Regions from separate parts of the Homo sapiens genome. Here all the other regions are linked to region 4. A link is an interaction called in ENCODE POLR2A ChIA-PET data of the cell type or tissue named here. Cell type or tissue: CD4-positive, alpha-beta T cell. All regions are shown on one strand.

Region 1 (5,000 bases), 75 kb before region 4:
CCCTGCACCACCATGGCCTCCACGCCAGTCTGCGATGACCTCAAAAGCTACCTAAAGGGGCCCAAGCAGCTGGGCATGGTGGCTTAAGGCTGTAATCCCAGCACTTTGGGAGGCCGAGGTGGAGGGATCACCTGAGGTCAGGAGTTTGAGACCAGCCTGGCCAACATGGTGAAACCCTGTATCTACTAAAAATACAAAGATGGCCAGGCATGATGGCTCATGCCTGTAATCCCAGCACTTTGGGAGGCCGAGGAGGGCGGATTACCTGAGGTCAGGAGTTCGAGACCAGCCTGGCCAACATAGTGAAACCCCGTTTCTACTAAAAATACAAAAAATAGCCGGGCGTGGTGGCTCACGCCTATAGTGCCAGCTACTCAGGAAACTGAGGCAAGAGGATAGCTTGAACCCGGAAGGCAGAGGTTGCAGTGAGCTGAGATGGCGCCACCTCACTCCAGCCTGGGCAACAGAGCAAGACTTTGTCTCAAAAAAAAAAAAAAGAAAGAAAGAAAAGGAAATAAACATATAAACAAGAAAATCCCAAGAAGCCAGTGACCACCTTTCTTCACAGCCACCTCAACAGGTTACAGGTTAAACCAGCCAAAGGCCACCATATGATGACAGCCCAAGGGCCAAATCCAGCCTACGGCCTATCATTGTGTGACCCAGAAGTTAAGAATTTTTTAACTTTCCTTTTTACTCTGTTGCCCAGACTGAGATCATGCAGTGGCACAATCTCGGCTCACTGCAACCTCCACTTCCTGGGTTCAAGCAATTCTCATGCCTCAGCCTCCTGAATAGCTGGGATTACAGGCATGTGCTACCACACCTTGCTAAGTTTTATATTTTTAGTAGAGATGGGGTTTCGCCATGTTGGTCAGGCTGGTCTTGAACTCCTGACCTCAAGGGATCCACCCACCTCAGCCTCCCAAAGTACTGGGATTACAGGCATGAGCCACCGCAACTGGCCTAGATTTTTTTTTCCCTACAATAGCCATACGTTTTGAGGGGTTTTCCATTTTTGTTAACGGAGGGGGAAAAATCAAAAGAAGAATACTATTTTGTGATATGAAAACTATATGAAACCCAAATTCTCAGGTCCATTTACAAAGCTTTCCTGGGGCACAGCCACGGTCATCGGTTCACATATTGTATAGGGCTGGCTCCGTGCGACAATGGCAGAGCTAAGTAGTTGCAACAGACCAAATGGCCTGAAAACCCGTAAGTATTTACTCTCTGGCACTTAACAGAGAAAGTTTGCTGGCCCTTGAACTAGACAGAACTCTCATGGAACTTAGATGTTGATATGGGTAATAGTCTCATCCCGTTCACTGAACCTGCCCTCTAACAGGCCCGTGGTCAATATTTGTTGAATAAATAAACATAGCCTTTCATGTGGTCGGAACTGAAAAATAAAAGTAACTCTGTGTAATCCCAGCACTTAGAAAAGCAGAGGTGGGAGGATGGTGCTTGAGCCTGGGAGTTTGAGACCAGCCTGGGGAACACAGCAAGATTCCATTCTTTTTTTTTTTTTTTTTTTGAGACAGGGTCTCGCTCTGTCACCCAGGCTGGAGAGCAATGGCACGATCGTGGCTCACTGCAGCCTCAACCTCCCTGGCTCGAGGGATCCTCCAGCCTCAGCCTCCTGAATAGCTGGGACTACAGGGCGGCACCACCACATCCAACCAGGTTTTTATTTTTTGTAGAGACAGGGTTTTGGTTTTCTTTGTTTGGTTGGTTGGTTTTTGAGACAAAGTCTCGCTCTGTCGCCCAGGTTGGAGTATAGTGGCACAATCTCAGCTTACTGCAACCTCCACCTGCGGGGTTCAAGTGATTCTCCTGCCTCAGCCTCCCGAGCAGCTGGAATTAAGGGCGTGCACCACCGCACCCGGCTCTTTTTCGTATTTTTAGTAGAGATGGAGTTTCGCCATATTGGCCAGGCTGGTCTTGAACTCCTGACCTCAAGTGATCCGCCCGCCTCAGCCTCCCAAAGTGCTGGGATTACAGGTGTGAGCCACCGCGCCCAGCATGACAGGGTTTCATTAAGTTGCCCAGGCTGGGAGACCACATTCTCCACAAAAAGGAAACAAAAAAAGAAAGTAACACCTTAAGTATGTAAGAGAACTTGGGTATTTCTATCTTTTGGGTTCAAGATCTAAATTTCACAGCAACCTGGAAAAGCAAGGTGAGACAGTCTGTTTTACAAATGGGGAGACCAAGGCCCAGAGACACAGCAACTGGCTCAAGCTCCCCAGAGTAGACTCTTACTACCAATTACAACCATTACCATTTACTATGTGTGTCAGCACAGGCGGGTTCTCTACATATATTATCTTGTGTTAGGTTCATCGTGGTCACAGCTCTGTGAAGCAGAACTTCAATTACACCCATTTAATGGAGGAGAAGCTGAGACTTGGACAACTAACTCGCCCAGGAATGCCCAATTCGTGAGTGGCAGAGTGGTATTTGAATCCAATTCATTCTAATGCCTAAGCCCAGGTTCCTCTCCCATCCCCCGAATACTGAATCTTGATCGTATGCTAAGGTTGAAACATGACCCCAGACCTGGCCAAGTGCAGTGGCTCATGCCTGTAATCCCAGCACTTTTGGAGGCCGAGATGGGTGGATCACCTGAGGTCAGGAGTTCAAGACCAGCCTGGCCAACATGGCAAAACCCTATCTCTACTAAAAATACAAAAATTAGCCAAGTATGGTGGCACACGTCTGTAATCCCAGCTACTTGGGAGGCTGAGGTAGGAGAATTGCTTGAACCCAGGAGGTGGAGGTTGCAGTGAGCTGAGGTCGTGCCATTGCACTCTAGCCTGGGTGACATGGTGAGACTCTGTCTTAATTAAAAAAAAAAAAAAAAAAGATTCCAGACCACAGCAGTGGCCAGGTCCCTCCCCATGGACCCTAGGAAGCAGTGGATCCAGGGGAAAGCAGCTTTTGTTTTGGCGTCTGGAGTGCAGATCCACCAGGGGGCATCCCCGTTCTTCGCTGGATATTCTGGCCTTGATCTTGGCAAGGCTAGCTCCTTCCTTACCCAGGTGCCTGGAATACGTGGGCGCCACTCAGATTTTCCAGGAGGCCCACCTGGCAGAAACCCTGCTGTCAGAACCCCAGTACCAGCCGGGCACGGTGGCTCACGCCTGTAATCCCAGCACTTTGGGAGGCTGAGGCGGGCAGATCATGAGGTCAGGAGATTGAGACCATCTTGGCTAACACGGTGAAACCCCGAGAATACTAAAAATACAAAAAATCCGCCGGGTGTGGTGGCGGGCGCCTGTAGTCCCAGCTACTTGGGAGGCTGAGTCAGGAGAATGGCGTGAACCCGGGAGGCGGGGTTGCAGCGAGCCGAGATCGCGCCACTGCACTACAGCCTGGGCGACAGAGCAAGACTCTGTCTCAAAAAAAAAAAAGAAAGAAAGAACCCCGGTACCCTCCCCACTCTCGCTCTCTGGCCAGCCTCCCACCTCCACCCACTTCTCCTCCCTAATCTTGCTCAAGGTCATGTCTGCAAAGCTCCCTGTGCAAAGGAGTCTGCTGGGCAGGTAGCAAATAGGATAAAGAGCACTAAAATCACGAACCCAGAGTCCTGCAAGTCAGCACTGAAGGCCAAGCTCAGCTACCCCTACCCACACACTGTTAAAATTTAGAGGGTTCGGTTCCCAGCGGAGCCTCCAGCCTGTGCCTCGGGCTCTTGGCTTCTCTGGGAATCAGTTTCTTCTTCATCTATAACATGGGGAACAAATAGCCAGCCCAGGAGCTGTCCTGAGACATAACTGAGTTCATGCACTTCACACTCACTTGGAGCACCTACAGGTAGGTAGCGTTACCGAGTCGGTCAGTTTCATCTGTAACTAGAGGTGGAGAAGGTGAGGAGCTGGGAAGTTTAGGGACTTGCCCAGCATCACAGCCAGTTAAATCGTTGCTGGCCAGTCCCAGTGAACAGACTGCTTAGGACCCTACAACATATTCAAGATGCAAATGGGTGTGGGGTTCTTCTGGGGAATGATGAAAAAGTTCTAAAATGGACTTTCATAATGGTTGCACAGCTCTGTGAATATACTGAAAACAAGTGAATTGTGGCCGGCCTTGGTGGCTGGTGGCTCACACCTGTAATCCCAACAGTTTGGGAGACAGAGCTGGAAGGAGCGCTGGGCCCTAGAAGTTTGAGATCAGCCTGGGTAATATAGTGACACCCCAGCTCCACACACACACACACACACACACACACACACACACACACACACACACACACAAATTGGCCAAGCATGGTGACCCACACCGGTGGTCCCAGCTACTCTGAAGGCTGAAGTGGGAGGACTGCTTGAGCGTCAGGAGGTTGAGGCTCCAGTGAGCCATGATCGTGCCACTGCACTCCAGCTTGGGCAACAGAGCCAGATCCTGTCTCAAAAAAAAAAAAAGTGGGGTGAAATGAATTGTATGGTCTGTGACTTATATTTCAATGAAACTTTTTACTTTTTTAAAATGGAGAGTCTCAGAGATGGCAAGTAATCTGGGAGTGTTTCCAAATAAATGTATACCTTGTATATATCATGATACTTGCCCTTTGTAACATACTTTTTTTTTTTTTTGAGACAAAGTCTCTCTTTTGTCCCCCAGGCTGGAGTGCGATGGCGATGGCGCGATCTCGGCTCACTGCAACCTCTGCCTCCCAGGTTCAAGCGATTCTCCTGCCTCAGCCCCCCGAGTAGCTGGGATTACAGGCGCCTGCCACCACGCCCAGCTAATTTTTGTATTTTCAGTAGAGACGGGGTTTTACCATGTTGTCCAGGCTGGTCTAGAACTCCTGACCTCAGGTGATCCACCTGCCTCAGCCTCCCAAAGTGCTGGGATTACAGGCGTGAGCCACCGCACCCGGCCTGTAACATACTTTAAATTAACACTTTTATACTCTCATTTAATCCCAGGTATATATACCTCTCTCACATGCACACAGGTATTAATCCACAAGTTATGATTTTCAGTCTTAGTCCAAA
Region 2 (5,000 bases), 85 kb after region 4:
CACTATGTGGTTGTTTCCCTCCACGGGAATGTAACCTCCACAAGATCTCAGGGAACTTGTCTGTGTCTCAGGCTTTGTTGGAACCCGAGGGCTTGACACATAGTAGACCCTCAGTAAATATTTGTTAAAGGAATGAACTTTAACACTTAGTAACACTTAGTATCACTTAACACTTAGTATCACTTTCTAACACTTGGAATGTGACCCTATTTGGAAATAGGGCCTTTCCAGATGTAAAGTTGAGATGTGATCACACTAGGAAAGGGTGTCTTTTTTTTATTTTTATTTTTTTGAGAGAGGCTCTTGTCCTGTCACCCAGGCTAGTGTGCAGTGGTGTGATGACAGCTCACTACTGGAGGCTGCGAAGGCCCCGAGCCCTGGGAGCCCATGCTATTTATTGGTAATCCAACAGAGAAACAGGTGGTGAGAATGTGGAGGTCAAGAGGGCACGTTGCATTAAGCCCATGATTTACAGCTGTGATGGTTTAGCATTTGCTCCGCTACTTAAGATAATGGAGAGCAGGTTCTTTTAACACAAGATACAATTGATCCTGGGTGAGCAAGGAGCAAGGAGCCAGCAAGTCTAGACACATTCCAGAGCCACGAGCCCTGGATTCTATCCAAGCCACGAGGGGTTTTATGCCCTGGGCTTAGATTATGGTGCATCAGGGCAGCCTTCCACCCTTTAGCACAGAGCTTGGTGTTCCAAAGGCCACAAGGGGTTTTAGACCTTGGACCCTGGACATGTTCCAAGACTCTTTTACATTGTGTCAGACATACAAGCCCTGCCTCAGCTTCTCCCAACACTCAGCTTTTCCCAACACACTACAGCCTCGACCTCTGGAGCTCAAGTGATCCTCCCATCTCAGCCTCCCAAGGAGCTGGGAATACAGGCTTGTACCATAATGCCCGGCTAATTTTTGTATTTTTAGTAGAAATGGGGTCTCACTATGTTGGCCAGGCTGGTCTCCAACTCCTGGCCTCTAGTGATCTGCCCACCTCGGCCTCCCAAAGTGCTGGGATTACAGGCGTGAGCCACCATGCCTGGCCAGAAAGGGTGTCTTTTTAAGAGAGGACACACACAGACATGCACACAGGAAAGAAGACGGTGCAACAGGGTAGAGATTGGGGTGATGCAGCTGCGAGCTAAGGAACGCCAGTGAAGGAGCCCCCCGCCACCACATACACCCACAAGCTATGAGGAGGGAAGGATTCTGCCCAGAGCTTCAGAGGGAGCACTGCTTTGCTGACACCTTCCTCTCAGATTTCTAGATGCCAGAACTGTGAGACAATACATTTCTTTCTTTTCTTTTTTTCTTTCCTTCCTTCCCTCCCTTCCTTCCTCTCTCTCTCTTTTTTTTGAGACTCAGTTTCACTCTTGTTGCCTAGGTTGGAGTGCAATGGCACGATCTCAGCTCACCACAACCTCCACCTCCCTGGTTCAAGTGATTCTCCTGCATCAGCCTCCTGAGTAACTGGATTACAGGCATGTGCCACCACACCTGGCTAATTTTTTTGTGTGTTTTTAGTAGAGATGGGGTTTCTCCATGTTGGTCAGGCTGGTCTTGAACTCCCAACCTCAGGTGATCCTCCTGCCTCAGCCTCCCAAAGTGCTGGGATTACAAGCGTGAGCGACCGCGCCCGGCCTCCTTCTTTCTTTATGAGACTGGGTCTCGCTCTGTTACCCAGGCTGGGGTGCAGTGGTGCAATCATAGCTTACTGCAGCCTTGACCTCCCAGGCCCAAGGAATTCTTGGACCTCAGCCTCCGGAGTAGCTGGGACCACAGGCGCGTGCCACCACACCCAGCTAATCTGTAAATTTTTTGTAGAAACAAGGTCTCCTTATGTTGCCCCCGTTGGTGAGAATACATTTCTATTGTTTAAACTACCCAGGTTGTGGTTATGGCAGCTTTAGCAACGAACACAGGGGGCCGGGCACGGTGGCTCATGCCTGTAATCCTAGCACTTTGGGAGGCCAAGTCGGGCGGATTACTTAAGGTCAGGAGTTCGAGAGCAGCCTGGCCAACACTGCAAAACCCCGCCTCTACTAAAAATACAAAAATTAGCTGGATGTGGTATAACCTGGCTACTCCAGAGGCTGAGGTATGAGACGCACTTGATTCCGGGAGGCGGAAGTTGCAGTGAGCTGAGATCACACCACTGCACTCCAGCCTAGGCGACAGAAAAAAAAAAAAACACCCATAAAAATAGAAGAAAAAAGAAAGATAAAAAAGTAAAGTAACACAGGTGTCATTTGAAACTGAGGCCTGAATGATGAAAAAAAGGCACATCGTATGAAGATTTAGAGGGAAGAAAGTTCCATGCAAGGTCAGGAAGAGAAAAAGCAATGGCTGGAGGGTACGAGTCCAGGGCGGTGAGATAGAAGGGACTGGAAAGCTAGGCAGGGGCAGTTCTTGCAGGACTTGGCAGAGGAGGGGACAGAACTGGATTTAATCAGCTTGGAGGCGGTTGTCCCTTGAGCGACAGAAACAGCTGTTAAGAACGTCACCCAGAGCGTTAGAGGGCAGGAATCTAGGATGTATTAGCTGCAGCACATAATAATGACAACGTGAAATGACCGTGCCCTCTCTGCGCTGCGCCGCCCGGCCCCCGACCTTTTTGGATGGTCGATGTCAGCGCCAGCCTTCCGGGGCGCTGGCCTGGGCTCAAGTCAGGCAATGACCAGGGGCCGGTGAGCTTTCATTTCACCTCCCCCAAATCTCCTTTCCCCAAACTCTAGACACCCCCAAAACACACAATCTAAGTCAAATAATCTCTGCAAATGCAACCTGCAGACAAGTCCCCCAACTCTTCCTGGAAGAGACAGATTCTGGAGGCGCAGAGGCACTGCCAAGGGGGCCGCAACAGACCCCGAAAGACCTTGCGAGCCTGCCATGTCCCGGTCCGGAACGCCGCACGCGGGGCGGGGCGGGGCACATGCGCACGCGCGGCCCCGCCTCCCAGGCGTGGGGCGGGGCGGGCGCCGGGGCGGGGCCGTGACGTCAGTTGCGCGCGTGGCTCTGGCTGCGCAGGAACAGCTGGTGCCTCCGAGGGCGGTCGGCGAGCGCGCGGGCGTGGGGCGCTGGGGGGCCGGTCGGGCAGCGCTGCGGGAGCAGCCGCCGGCACCGCCGCCTTGCACCATCGCATCATGTCCGGGCAGCTGGAGCGTTGCGAGCGCGAATGGCACGAGCTGGAGGGAGAATTTCAAGAACTGCAGGTAGGGCCAGGCCACCTGGTCCCGCAACTCTGCTGCCCGCGGTGCAGCGCCTTGCCCTTCCTGAGCCCCCCGGCCCGGGCGGTGGGGACAGTCAGGGCCTAGGGAGTGCCCCGGAGAGGCCCTGGGGGCGGACGGGAGGCATGGACCAGCCCCCTCCCATCACCCGGCGCTTCAGCTCTTCGTCCACGTGGGGCGCCGGGTCGCAGCCCCCTCTTCCGCCGCCCTCCCACTGGCTCTCTGCTCCACGCACCCCCTTCGCTGCAGAAAGTTGGTCTGTGGCCTCTGAGGCAAGTTCCAGGCGTGTTCATCTGTGGGGGTGGTTCAAAGAGAACAGCCCAGCCCCCACCTCTGCAGGGTCTCCCCAGATCTCACCCCGCCCCCTCCCATCTGCTTTTGGTAGCTCAGCTCCCACCCCGTGCTCTGGCGGGGCAGCACTATCCTGCAGCTCTGTTTTGGGAGGTGTACTTAAGAGCTGTTCACCTTGAACCTCTAGGTTGTGCTTGGGGATTAGGGACCCCTATTTCCTGTCTTTGGGGGCTCTGACGCTGCTGCAGGCTGATTTTGGCGTGGAGAGCATCTGTCAGTTCGGACAGCTGAGTAGCCTCACCCAGTGATAGGGGAAACTCCCAGCTCTATCCTTCTGGCCCGGAGCCTTACACGGGGTGGAGTGAGGGCGGGTGTAAGGCGGGGGTCCCCTGAGAGAATGGCATTGCTGCTGGGTGTGGGGAGCGGTCCTGGCAGCAGTTGTTCCTGCTAAGAGGTTCAGAGAGGCCCCAGCTACCTACCGTGTTGACTAGAGACGCCTCAGGAAACCTTGGGGTTGACCAAGAGGGACTCGGTGACTATTTTTGAAGACAGGGCTGTTCCCTCTCCAGTCACGGGATTGTTTTTCGGGGGGTTGGCTTTGCCTGAAATTACATTGCACACTATCACCCCAGTCCTCTCATTTGGAGCAGTGACATTGTCCCTGTCCATGTACCTCTTGTCTGCAGTTCAGTTGGCCTCCTACAGTGTGCAGAGGGGAGAGGAGGTTGCCAAGGGTGTCTCTGATGGGTCTTTCTAGACACGTGGTTGTAGATTCTGATCAATAGACAGAGGGTTGCTGGAGAGCCGGGGCAGGAATGGGGGTGCCCTTTCAGGCATGAATAGAGGGGAAGGGACCTAGACACATCTCGACCTGTCCAGCATGTGTAGGTTGATGCCTTCTCTTCTAGGGCCTGGGTCCCATCCGGTTCTCAGGGGACTGTTTTGGCTCCACTCCCACGGAGAAGACTCAGCCACTTCTTGTTTTGTTTTGTTTTGTTTTGTTTTTGTGACAGAGTCTCACTGTCGCCCAGGCTGGAGTGCAGTGGCGTGATCTCGGCTTACTACAGCCTCCGCCTCCCGGGTTCGAGCCATTCTCTGCCTCAGCCTCCTGAGTAGCTGGAATTACGGGTGTGCGCCACCGTGCCCGGCTAATTTTTTTGTGTTTTAGTAGAGATAGGGTTTCACTATGTTGGCCAGGCTTCTGACCTCAGGTGATTCACCCACCTCGGCCTCCCAAAGTGCTGAGATTACAGGCATGAGCCACTGTGCCTGGCCCTCAGCCACTTCTTTTTTTTTTTTTTTTTTTTTTTGAGATAGAGTCTTGCTCTGTCACCAGACTTGAGTGCAGTGGCACGATCGTGGCTCACTGCAACCTCCGCCTCCCGGATTCAAGCGATTCTCCTGCCTCAGTCTCCCAAGTAGCAGAGATTATAGGTGCGCGCCACCATGCCCAGCTAATTTTTGTATTTTTAGTAGA
Region 3 (5,000 bases), 90 kb before region 4:
AGTAATCCTTAAAGTACTCCTGGGGCAGGGCTGGTTGGAGGAGGGAGGTGGGAGGAGAGGGAAAGGTAAGTGAGCCCCTCCCCACACAAACAGCTAGAGATGCATAGAAAGTTAAAGGCAACTGAAACTCACCTTCCCACCCCGGAAAACATGGTACCAAACGGAAGTGCCTCCAAAGTCGATGTGGAAGTCGGTGAAACAACCTTTCACGCTCATCAGACAGTACCTGCAACACAGAGGCAGGGAGACAGAACACAAGTCAAGATCTAAATCACAAGACGTAAGCAAAGGACTTCAGAGGTCCTGAACTGGTGCCCTTTTATAAACGCTGACGCTGGGGAATTTTCTTTTTTTCTTCTTTAAAAATCCAAATGTAATCGGAGTTCCCCACGGGGGAAGCCCCTGTGATCAGGTGACAAATCTCAAGCACTGGTCGCCTACCTACCCCAGAGGCTGGGAGTGATACACTTGTTTTCAGGTTCTTGCGAGAAGTGGCAACCCACAGACCACTTTACAGGTTCCTAACGGGGTGGGTTTCTACCTTTGCCCCACCTCTGCCCTCCCCCAGTTAGAGGCTTCCTCTCTGCTCCTTCACAGCTTGGATACCTGCAGTTCTCCCAAGCTGCCAGCCCCCTTTGTAGCAGCTGGGCCCCCTGGAATTCAGTTGTAAACCACCTGCACAGCTTGCCAATTACCAGTCCCCATTCATCTCCTCATTCATTCAACCAGAGGTCCAGCCCCGAGCCAGCTTTGGCCTTGAGAGAAATGCATAAGAATGCAGAAGACCCCTGCCCCTAACTGTGCGACACTCCTAAAGAAGCAATGCACAGGAAAAGTTAAATGACCAAAAAAAAAAAAACCCACACACACAAAAAACAAAAAAACAAAACTGCAATTGATTGCCAAGTAAGCAATGCAGCTAGAAAAGTAAGGGGGGGTTCCAGCCCCAAAAGACCAAGCGGTGTCTGGTCCCACGTATACAAAATGTGCAGAGTAGACAAATCTATAGAGACAGAAAGCAGATTAGTGGGTGTCAGGGGCTGGGGGGCAGGACAATGGGGAATGACTGCTAATGGGTACAGGGTTTCATTCTGGGGTGATGAAAATGTTCTAAAATTAACTGTGGTTGCAAAACTCTGTGAACATACTAAAACCCGTTGAATTGTACACTTTTACATGGGTGAACGGTCTGTGAATTATGTCTCAGTAAGGCTGTTATAAACAAGTAAAGAATTTAAGAGAAATTAAATTGGGGGTGGTGGCCATGCACAGAGGAAGAGAAGGAGGAGGAAGAACTTGGACCTTGGAGGCTGGGGCCGGGGAGTGAATCCAGGGGAAGCAGGAACTGGCCAGCAGCCATCCCCTTCTCAGTGCTATGGAGGGCTGGAGAGCCCACCCTTCCTTGCAGAAACACCCAGGGCTCCCCTCCTCCCTCAACTGCTGCCCTCTTAGGAGTGGGGCAGAGCTGAAGGAGGAGGGGGCACAGAGAAGGCTTCCAAGTCCAGGCCTGGCACATGACGGTGCCAGGGACCCCTCCCTGCCACTTGCCCCTTCCCACTAGAGCCCCAGGTGGCACGGATGGGCAGCCTCCCCACCGCTCACGCCCATGCACCTTGGCACCTCCGGAGCCCGCAACACATGCTTACCCCACTGACCTCTTTTCCCCGCTGCACTTTGCCTTTCCATGGTTTGGGGAAGAGGGAAGGAATGGGGCGGGGACGGACAGGGAGGAGCCAGCAGCGCGCCGGCACGAGTGGAGATAATGCGGGGAGTGGGGCTGAGCTGGTTAGAAGGCGGAGGGCTCCTGGTGCCCCCTCCCTCTGGCTGCCTTTTGCACCTCGCTTTCAGGTGGACCGGGGGCTCAGCAGTATGCAGGCGGCGTGCCCGCGTCCCTCCTCCCCATAGGCTGGAAGGAGCCTTAACCATGTGTCTGCAGGAGGCTGACAAATCAGAAGGCCTTCCAGTACATCAGAGCCCCGCTGCCTAGCAACCCCATCGGAGGGGTGTAGTTGACAGCACAGGACGCAGGCTGTCACGAAGACAGGCGCGGGCTGCGGAGCTGGCAATGGGGTGGTCAAAGTCCCGACTCTGGGCTCCACACCGTCCTCACCTGTAGGCCGGCTGGGCCCAGCGGGGTCCCCGCCTGAAGGCCTGGGTGATCCTCTTCTCTCTAAGGAAAGGGGGGGTCCTGAAGCCCTCACCCACCCCACCCCCACGGACCACACTGGCCTCTTCTCTCTAAGCACCACTTCAAAATATTAGTCTTCATTTCCCTAAAACCATCTCTTCGTCTTGGTTTTTTTTTTTTTTTCTTTTTTTAATCTAACCTTGGTTTCCACCCCCTCCAGGCCTCAGCTGAACACAGTCTAGGGAAAACAATCTAAGTATGTGCGGGGCGGAGCCCAGAGAACGTGCTTCTCTTGTCGACAGCTGGAAGCCCGCGGGTACCCACAGCAGAGAGGAGAGGACAGGAGCTCGCCTCTTGGGCTGCGGGCCCCAGGGCTGCCTGGCTAACCAGGTCACCCCCATCCTGCCATCCTCCAGCTCCCCGCAACCCCGACCTCCCCAGCACGTGCAGAAAAGAATCGCTGCAAGCTGGCTGCAGTGTGCAGGGAAAGTTCTCCAAGTTGAGTCTGTGTCTGATCTGCCCTCTGGGTCACCCTCCAGCATCCAGAGGCCCCTCGGGGGGCTGGGGCCGCCTCTTCCAGACCTGCCTCTCCCGGAGAGGCCCCTCCTCCCGGTGTCCCTCATTTCCTGGCCGCCAAGCCTGGCCGCCCCTCCCACCCCGCGATCGCAGGCATTAGGGGAGCCAGGGTGGCTGGGACAGCGCGGCTTTGTCCGGCCCCTGCAGCGACAGGCCACCCCCGCTCCCGCCCCGCGCTGGCTCCGGGGCTCCCCCCTGGCTGGTTTGCTCGCTCGCTCTGGCGTGACGCCTTTGCACTGACCTCTGCAGCTTCCTCTTCCCAAGCACACCGCAGTCACATGGGCACCCCGGCTCGGTGCCACGGCCGCTAAGCTCTCCCCACGGCCAGCCGGCTAGCCCGGCTTCCGCCTGGGCCTCGGCCGCCCCCGGCCGCCCCCAGCTCAGGTGGCTTCTGTGCAGCAAGGCACCCTCCAAGTTGGCGGCAGATCATCGGGAGCCCCCGAACCGAGCCCTTGGGGGTTCCCGCCTGCCACGGCCGGGCCAGCCGGGGAGGAGGGCGGCAGGAGGGTTGCTGCACCTGCAGCACCAACTTTGGGGCGCTGCCTGGGGGCTGCGGAGGCGGGGCGGCCCCGCCCCACCTTTTTCCCTCCAACTTGGCGTAACTCCCCCGGTGGCTCGGGAGGCGTCCCCGTGGGGAAAGGGCCGGGAGGGGCGCCGGAACGCTGACACCCGAGGGGCGCGGGAGGTGCCAAGAGCGCGCCGCACACTCGCACCCGACCCCGGGAGACACAAAGAGCGGCTCCGCGACGCCGGCCCTGTAGCCCGCGGGCGGGAGGCCACCCACACCCGCCCCGCGCAGCGCCACAAAGGAGGGGGCGCCCGGGCAGCGCGGCCCGCGGTTACCCTCGGCGGCGGCGGCGGCGGCTCCCGTGCGTCCCCTTCGGCTCCCGGGCGTCCCCTTCGGCTGCGGAGGCTCGACGCGCGCCCGGCCCCACTCCCGGCGGCAACGCGAGCCGAGCCCCCTCCACGGCGCTGCCAGGCCCCGGCCGAGGACGCGGGGCCCCCGCTCGCTGCCTTCCTTCCGCGGGGAGCCGGGCGCTGCCTGCGCTCATGCCCGCGCTGAAACTGAACACCCGCGGCGCGGGGCCGCCAGGGAGGCGGAGGGAGGCCGCGGGGCGACCGGGAAGCAACGCGGGCCGGCGCCAGGAGACGCCCCTCGCCCGGCCGGTGGGGGTGCAGGGCTGGCTCTCCCCACCCCCCTGAGCCCCGTGTTCCATAGCAGGTGACGGCCAGCAAAGCCACCTTCCTAAGATGTGCCCCTCCAGATACAGCCATAGAAAGGACCCGAGCTAGGGGCCGCGGGGAGAGTGGGATCCGGAGTATGGTAGCGCTGAGAAGGGGGAAGCCGCTCTGACCCCAAGGCCCACGCGCTGTGTGACCTTAAACAACTCACTTCCCCTCTCTGAACAGCATCCTCACTGCTCGGCACTGAAGTTCAATTCTGCATTCTAAGATGTTCTTTTACCACCCCTTCCCCTGCCTGGTGGCTTAGTGACTGTGTACCCTACATCATAGCATGGTTGAGAGACTCCTTTGAGATAAATACATATTCACCGCATCATCCAAACTGTGGTACCTGGATTACTTAATCCAAACTTCACAACAACCCTAAAAAGTCATTCCCAGGATTCTTCCTGTTTTCAGATAAGCACAGGGAGGCTTGTGACTCAAGCCTCGAGTTCGGGTCCAGCCTCCAGTTCGGGTCACCAGCCTATCAGAGGCAGTGCTCACCCAGGCAGCCTGTCTCCCAGTCCCTCAGCTTTGCCCCCATTGGTCTACCTGACACACCTCAACTCCAGGAGGAGTCCAGAGGTTACAGCCAAACCTCACCACTAACCTCCAGCTGCAGGTGGTGATCCCGCTCAAATCAGAAGTCCCACACTCAAGGTCACCAGAGTCCCCGCCCTCCTCCCACCCTGTCCCACACCCTTCTCCCAAACCACAAGGGGGCTGGAAATGGTCCCATAGCCACTGCAGGGGCAGATTCCAGCCTCTCCATTCTTTCTCCAAACCCCAGCCACCAGGACTACTGAGCAATATTAATTAACAGGTTCTAATTACCAGTGCTAATAATAATAATAGCTGTTTACATGCGTGATCTCGTTTCACCCCTAAGACAACCAACATAATGGTGCGCGCCTGTAGTCCCAGCTACCAGGGAGGCTGGGGTGGGAGGACTGCTTCACCTCACGAGGTCAAGGGTGAATCACGACTGCGCCACTGCACTCCAGCCCGGGTGACATAGGAGACCCTCTCCCAAAAAAAAAAAAAAAAAAAAAAAAAAAAAGAAAGAAAA
Region 4 (5,000 bases):
ATAGGCGTGAGTCACCGCGCCCGGCCCCCATCTTTATTTTAAAAAAGCCAAGAAAAGGACAAAAAACCAAACACCGCATGTTCTCACTCATAGGTGGGAATTGAACAATGAGAACACATGGACACAGGAAGGGGAACATCACACTCCGGGGACTGTTGTGGGGTGGGGAAAGGGGGGAGGGATAGCATTAGGAGATATACCTAATGCTAAATGACGAGTTAATGGGTGCAGCACACCAACATGGCACATGTATACATATGTAACTAACCTGCACATTGTGCACATGTACCCTAAAACTTAAAGTATAATAATAATAAAATTAAATTTTAAAAAAAAAGCCAAGAAAGGGCTCTGCGGGAACCAGAGACTTCTTGGGGGCAGAGGTTTTCATCCCACAACGGTTGGGTGGGGGCGCGCCCTCTAGTGGTGACAAGAGTTACGTTTCACCCCGCCAACCGGCAATGTCACATGCTCGTCACTCATTCCTGTCTCTCCCATAGTTATTCATTCAACAAAAAATTACTGAGGACCGATTGTATGCCGAGGAATATTCTAGATGCTGAGGGTAGAGCTGTGAAGCTGATAGTAAAGGTCCCTGCCCCGGAGTTTACCTCCTAGGAGACATTCCCTAGCACAGTCCTGCATACACCCCCACCTCACCTCTGCTCCCCAAAATTGGCCTTCCAACGCTCCAACAGCCAAATATCCCTGCTTAAAGGTCTTGGCATGAGCAGTTCCCTCGCCGTCCTGGAAAGCTAGATCCTGTCTGTTTGCATGGCGGGCTCTGGTCTCAGCTTAAATGTGACCTAAGTCAGAAAGGTGTGATCTCACTTATTTCCTGCCCCTCTCCACACTCCACTAAAATATAATATTCGGGCCGGGCATGGAGGCTCATGCCTGTAATCGCAGCACTTTGTGAGGCCGAGGCGGGCGGATCTCCTGACGTCAGGAGTTCCAGGCTAGCCTGGCCAACATGGCAAAACCCCGTCTCTACTAAAAATACAAAAATTAGCCAGGTGTGGTGGCGGGCGCCTGTAATCCCAGCTACGCAGCAGGCTGAGGCAGGAGAATCGCTTGAACCGGGAGGTGGAGGTTGCAGTGAGCCAAGATCGCGCCATTGCACTCCTCCAGCCTGGGCGACAAGAGCAAAACCCTGTCTCAAAAAAAAAAAAAAAAAAAAAATATATATATATATATATATATATATATATATACACACACACACACATATATATACATATATATGTGTATATATGTGTGTGTGTATATATATATATAAAATATTCAATGAAGGTTATCATTTTCCTGGAATCCCTCAGCGTAGCACGTAATAGTTGCTCAGAAGACACTTGCTGAATAGGTTTGAAGATTCACTGGTTTAAAAAATATCAGGTGGCCGGGCACGGTGGCTCACGCTTGTAATCCCAGCACTCTGGGAGGCCGAGGCGGGCGGATCACAAGGTCAGGAGTTTGAGACCAGCCTGGCCAATATGGTGAAACCCCATCTCTACTAAAAATACAAAAATTAGCAGGGCATGGTGGCGGGAGCCTGTAATCCTAGCTACTCGGGAGGCTGAGGCAGGAGAATTGCTTGAACCCAGTAATAAAAAAATAATAAATCAGGAACCGGTCACCTCAATACGTATCAGATGCTGGTGAACACAGGTGGACAAAGTGGTTAACAGACAGGTTTTGTCCATCTCGTTCACCACCCTACCCAGCCTCAGCACCTAGACCAGTGTTGGCACCCAGTGGGCGCCAAATAAACACTGCTTGAACTCCAGACGTCAGCCGCTCTTTTTCCTACAGACCTTGAGCCACCTTGTTCCAAAGGGGATATGGGCCTCAGGAGGCGCCCAGAGGTGACCTCAGGCGGCCCGACCCAGGAGTCCAAGCTCCAGGAGCAGGGCCACGGGAGCAGCTGCGGAGAGGGGCGGCGCCAGGAGCCGGAGCGGGCAGCCGGGCGCTTCCAGGAAAAGTGGCGGGCGGCGGCGCGCCAGGGACCGTGGGCGGTGCCGTCGGAGCGGGCGGGTCACGTGACGCCCACAACAACGCCCACTTCTTGGTGGGCGGGGCACAGGTGGGCGGGGAGCATGCAAAACAGCCCAGGGCGGCGGCCAATCGCGGCGCGCGCCGGGGGTCCAGGCCCCGGGGATCCGAGGCGCCGCCCGCGCGCAGTCTCTGGTCACTGCCGCCCGGGGGCTTTTGCCAGCGGCGCCGCGGGCCTGCGTGCTGGGGCAGCGGGCACTTCTTCGACCTCGTCCTCCTCGTCCTGTGCGGCCGGCCGGGTGAGGCCGGGCCCGCGTAGGGGGCAGTCGGCGGCTGCCTCCGGCGGAGGTGCCTCGCGGCGCCCGGGCCGGCCCGCGCCTCGGCGGCGTGCTCCATGCATCCGGAGCCCGCCCCGCCCCCGAGCCGCAGCAGTCCCGAGCTTCCCCCAAGCGGCGGCAGCACCACCAGCGGCAGCCGCCGGAGCCGCCGCCGCAGCGGGGACGGGGAGCCCCCGGGGGCCCCGCCCCGCCACCGCCGCCGTCCGCCGTCACCTACCCGGACTGGATCGGCCAGAGTTACTCCGAGGTGATGAGCCTCAACGAGCACTCCATGCAGGCGCTGTCCTGGCGCAAGCTCTACTTGAGCCGCGCCAAGCTTAAAGCCTCCAGCCGGACCTCGGCTCTGCTCTCCGGCTTCGCCATGGTGAGCTCCGGCCGCCCTGCCCTGCCCCCTCTACTGTCCCGGCTGCTCCCGCCCGCAGCCCCGACGGGGCTCTCTGGGCGGGCCGGGCGGGCCAGAGTGAGGGGAAGAGCTGGGAGAAACCGTGGTGAGCGCTGCGCGGGGGGCAGAGGTGCTGGACGTGAGCACTGGTGGGCGCCGAGTACTCCGATCTGGGGTGGTGACAAGCCATATCAGAGTCCGGGCTCGGGGTGCTTGGGTGCCTCCACATGGCCATGCCTGCCCCAGCAAGAGTGGTAGATGCATCCCGAAGTTAGCTCTGTAAGAAGCCCGCCCCATGTGCGTTCAGGAGCGAAAGGAGGGACTCAGAAGCTCTAACCCAGCTGGGGGCGTCAGGAGGTGGGGACAAGGAGAAAGACCTTGCGCTGTCTTGTGCCCCGGCACCCGAGGCCGGAAGTTGTTAGCCGTGTTCTTTTATCAGCTCCTAGAGGGGATTTCCTGACACCCCTTTTCCACCGCATTTTCCGAGAGCCTCAGCCTGGGGGTTTGACAACCAGTCCCCCTCAGTTTTTTCTCCAGAAACTTGCCACTGAGTCACTGCGTGTGAGGGAGGAGGGAGGGACATGTTCCCGTTGAATGGGCTCTTTATTTTTTATTTGTTCCAAGACGGAGTCTCGCTCTGTCGCCCAGGCTGGAGTGCAGTGGTGCAATCTCGGCTCACTGAAATTTCCACCTCCTGAGTTCAAGCGATTCTCATGCCTCAGCCTCCCGAGTAGCTGGGATTACAGGCTCGCGCCACCACGCCCGGCTAATTTTTGTGTTCTTAGTAGAGACGGGGTTTCACCCTGTTGGCCAGGCTGATCTTTAACTCTCGACCTCGTGATCTGCCAAATCTCGGCCTCCCAAAGTGCTGGGATTACAGGCGTGAGCTACCACACCCGGCCCAATGGGCTCTTTCTTGATCTAGGGCATAGGCATGCTTTCCTTTCCCCACCATCCCAAAGAGCTGGAGTGCAAAGCCTCTGAGGTGTGGGGTGGGTGAGGCTGCGGATGGGCCTGAGAAGTGGCTCTGGGGATACCCTCAGGCTTGGCATATTGAAGTTTCTCCGTTGCAGGGGACTACATAATAACTACATTATTACCACTCGGTGATATCAGCCTGCCATGAATGGACTCTGCTCCCCGCCCCTCAGTTCTGTAGACCAGAGCACTCCTGCCCCCGCCACCAGTGAGCTAAGCCCTTGGCCTTGAGGGAGGGAGTGGCTGCACCCTTCGTGTTTTCTTGGGAAGGGAGTGTGTCTGAAACTCTCCCTGCTTTGCCTTGCAGCAGAGCCTGAATTTTTTAAGGCCCAGAGCACGCTGGGCCACAGTGGAAAGGCCGGGAGATGGGGAGTGGGAAGCAGCCTTCCCTGCTCAGTTACTTGCTGCCTGTGTGACCTCAAGCAACTCACTCTCCCTGTCCGGGCCTCAATTCCTGAATTGATCAAAGAAGGCTGCTACTCAAAAGTTTCTCTGACTTTGAGAATAAAATTGAGGGAGCCCCTGAAAGGAGATCAGGGAGTGTGTTTGCATAAACAGACGGCACTCTCATTTTTAGTTTAGACAGGACGGACTTCTGCTCTGTTAATTTCAAATCCTAAGAGACCAGGTTCTGCCTGCTGCCTGAAGAATCTCTAAAAGCAGCTGGCATTTACTGAACACTCACTCAGTGCTAGGTGCCTTAACTCCTGGGCTTACTCAACAACCCTCTGTGGTGATTTTGTCAAAGGGCTCTCCCAAGACCGCACAGCCAGTCTGGTGGAGCGGGATTTGAACCCAGCTCTGCTGGTGTTCAGAACTTGCTCAGGCACTTGTACCCATTGCGGTGTATAGGAACTCTGATTGATGTCCAGCCAGGGATGTGTTAGGACACTAGGAAATGAGAAATAGGGCAAAAGAGTTTCTTTTTTTTTTTTTTTTTTTTTGAGACGGAGTCTTGCTCTGTCACCCAGGCTGGAGTGCAGTGGTGCGATCTTGGCTCACTGCAAGCTCTGACTCCTGGGTTCACGCCATTCTGCTGCCTCAGCCTCTGGAGTAGCTGGGACTACAGGCGCCCACAACCACGCCTGGCTAATTTTTTTTGTATTTTTTTAGTAGAGACGGGGTTTCACCGTGTTAGCGAGGATCGTCTCGATCTCCTGACCTCATGATCCACCCGCCTCGGCCTCCCAAAGTGCTGGGATTAGAGGCGTGAGCCACCGGCGCCCGGCCGCAAAAGAGTTTCTTTTAAGCCAAAGAAAGTTTTATAATTGGTGGTGGGGAGGGAGCTACCAGTTGTCAGCTTTTCCCTGCAG

The links. ChIA-PET counts read pairs that join two places held together with the same protein. Peaks named below come from ENCODE experiments on the same cell type or tissue, not always from the same donor. Only the 100,000 strongest peaks of a DNase experiment are listed, where the experiment ranks them.
Region 1: POLR2A ChIA-PET joins it to region 4 with 51 read pairs; 25 of 35 experiments call an interaction of 5 or more read pairs at or near these places.
Region 2: POLR2A ChIA-PET joins it to region 4 with 11 read pairs; 7 of 35 experiments call an interaction of 5 or more read pairs at or near these places.
Region 3: POLR2A ChIA-PET joins it to region 4 with 17 read pairs; 21 of 35 experiments call an interaction of 5 or more read pairs at or near these places.

What each region holds. Positions count from the first base shown.
Region 1 is chr12:121,549,827-121,554,826 of GRCh38, forward strand. All of the region lies in intron 4 of KDM2B (lysine demethylase 2B), which reads right to left. Among named protein-coding and RNA genes, the nearest start is that of KDM2B-DT, 28 kb to the right of the region's middle. In CD4-positive, alpha-beta T cell, a CTCF peak has its summit at 2,975 (motif pointing right); DNase peaks (open chromatin) are centred at 2,085 and 2,985.
Region 2 is chr12:121,709,748-121,714,747 of GRCh38, forward strand. It overlaps TMEM120B (transmembrane protein 120B), which reads left to right and starts at 3,005. Exons shown (of 12, transcript NM_001080825.2): 1 at 3,005-3,217. The coding sequence starts at 3,149. RefSeq lists silencers at 2,847-3,106, 3,117-3,166, 3,347-3,476. In CD4-positive, alpha-beta T cell, a CTCF peak has its summit at 3,422; DNase peaks (open chromatin) are centred at 2,084, 2,524 and 3,004; H3K4me3 peaks cover 2,049 bases; H3K27ac peaks cover 694 bases.
Region 3 is chr12:121,534,365-121,539,364 of GRCh38, forward strand. It overlaps KDM2B (lysine demethylase 2B), which reads right to left. Exons shown (of 23, transcript NM_032590.5): 7 at 133-226. Among named protein-coding and RNA genes, the nearest start is that of KDM2B-DT, 44 kb to the right of the region's middle. RefSeq lists enhancers at 229-468, 659-728, 1,089-1,881, 1,745-1,824, 2,265-2,374 and silencers at 2,655-3,704, 3,815-3,964. In CD4-positive, alpha-beta T cell, no CTCF peak of the experiment used is centred here; DNase peaks (open chromatin) are centred at 317, 1,977, 2,417, 2,957 and 3 weaker places; H3K4me3 peaks cover 2,576 bases; H3K27ac peaks cover 3,348 bases.
Region 4 is chr12:121,624,360-121,629,359 of GRCh38, forward strand. It overlaps the pseudogene ORAI1. Among named protein-coding and RNA genes, the nearest start is that of MORN3, 43 kb to the right of the region's middle. RefSeq lists enhancers at 512-1,012, 4,071-4,130 and a silencer at 2,051-2,940. In CD4-positive, alpha-beta T cell, CTCF peaks have their summits at 428 (motif pointing left), 629 and 2,942; DNase peaks (open chromatin) are centred at 432, 2,092, 2,402, 3,112 and 2 weaker places; H3K4me3 peaks cover 3,437 bases; H3K27ac peaks cover 3,014 bases.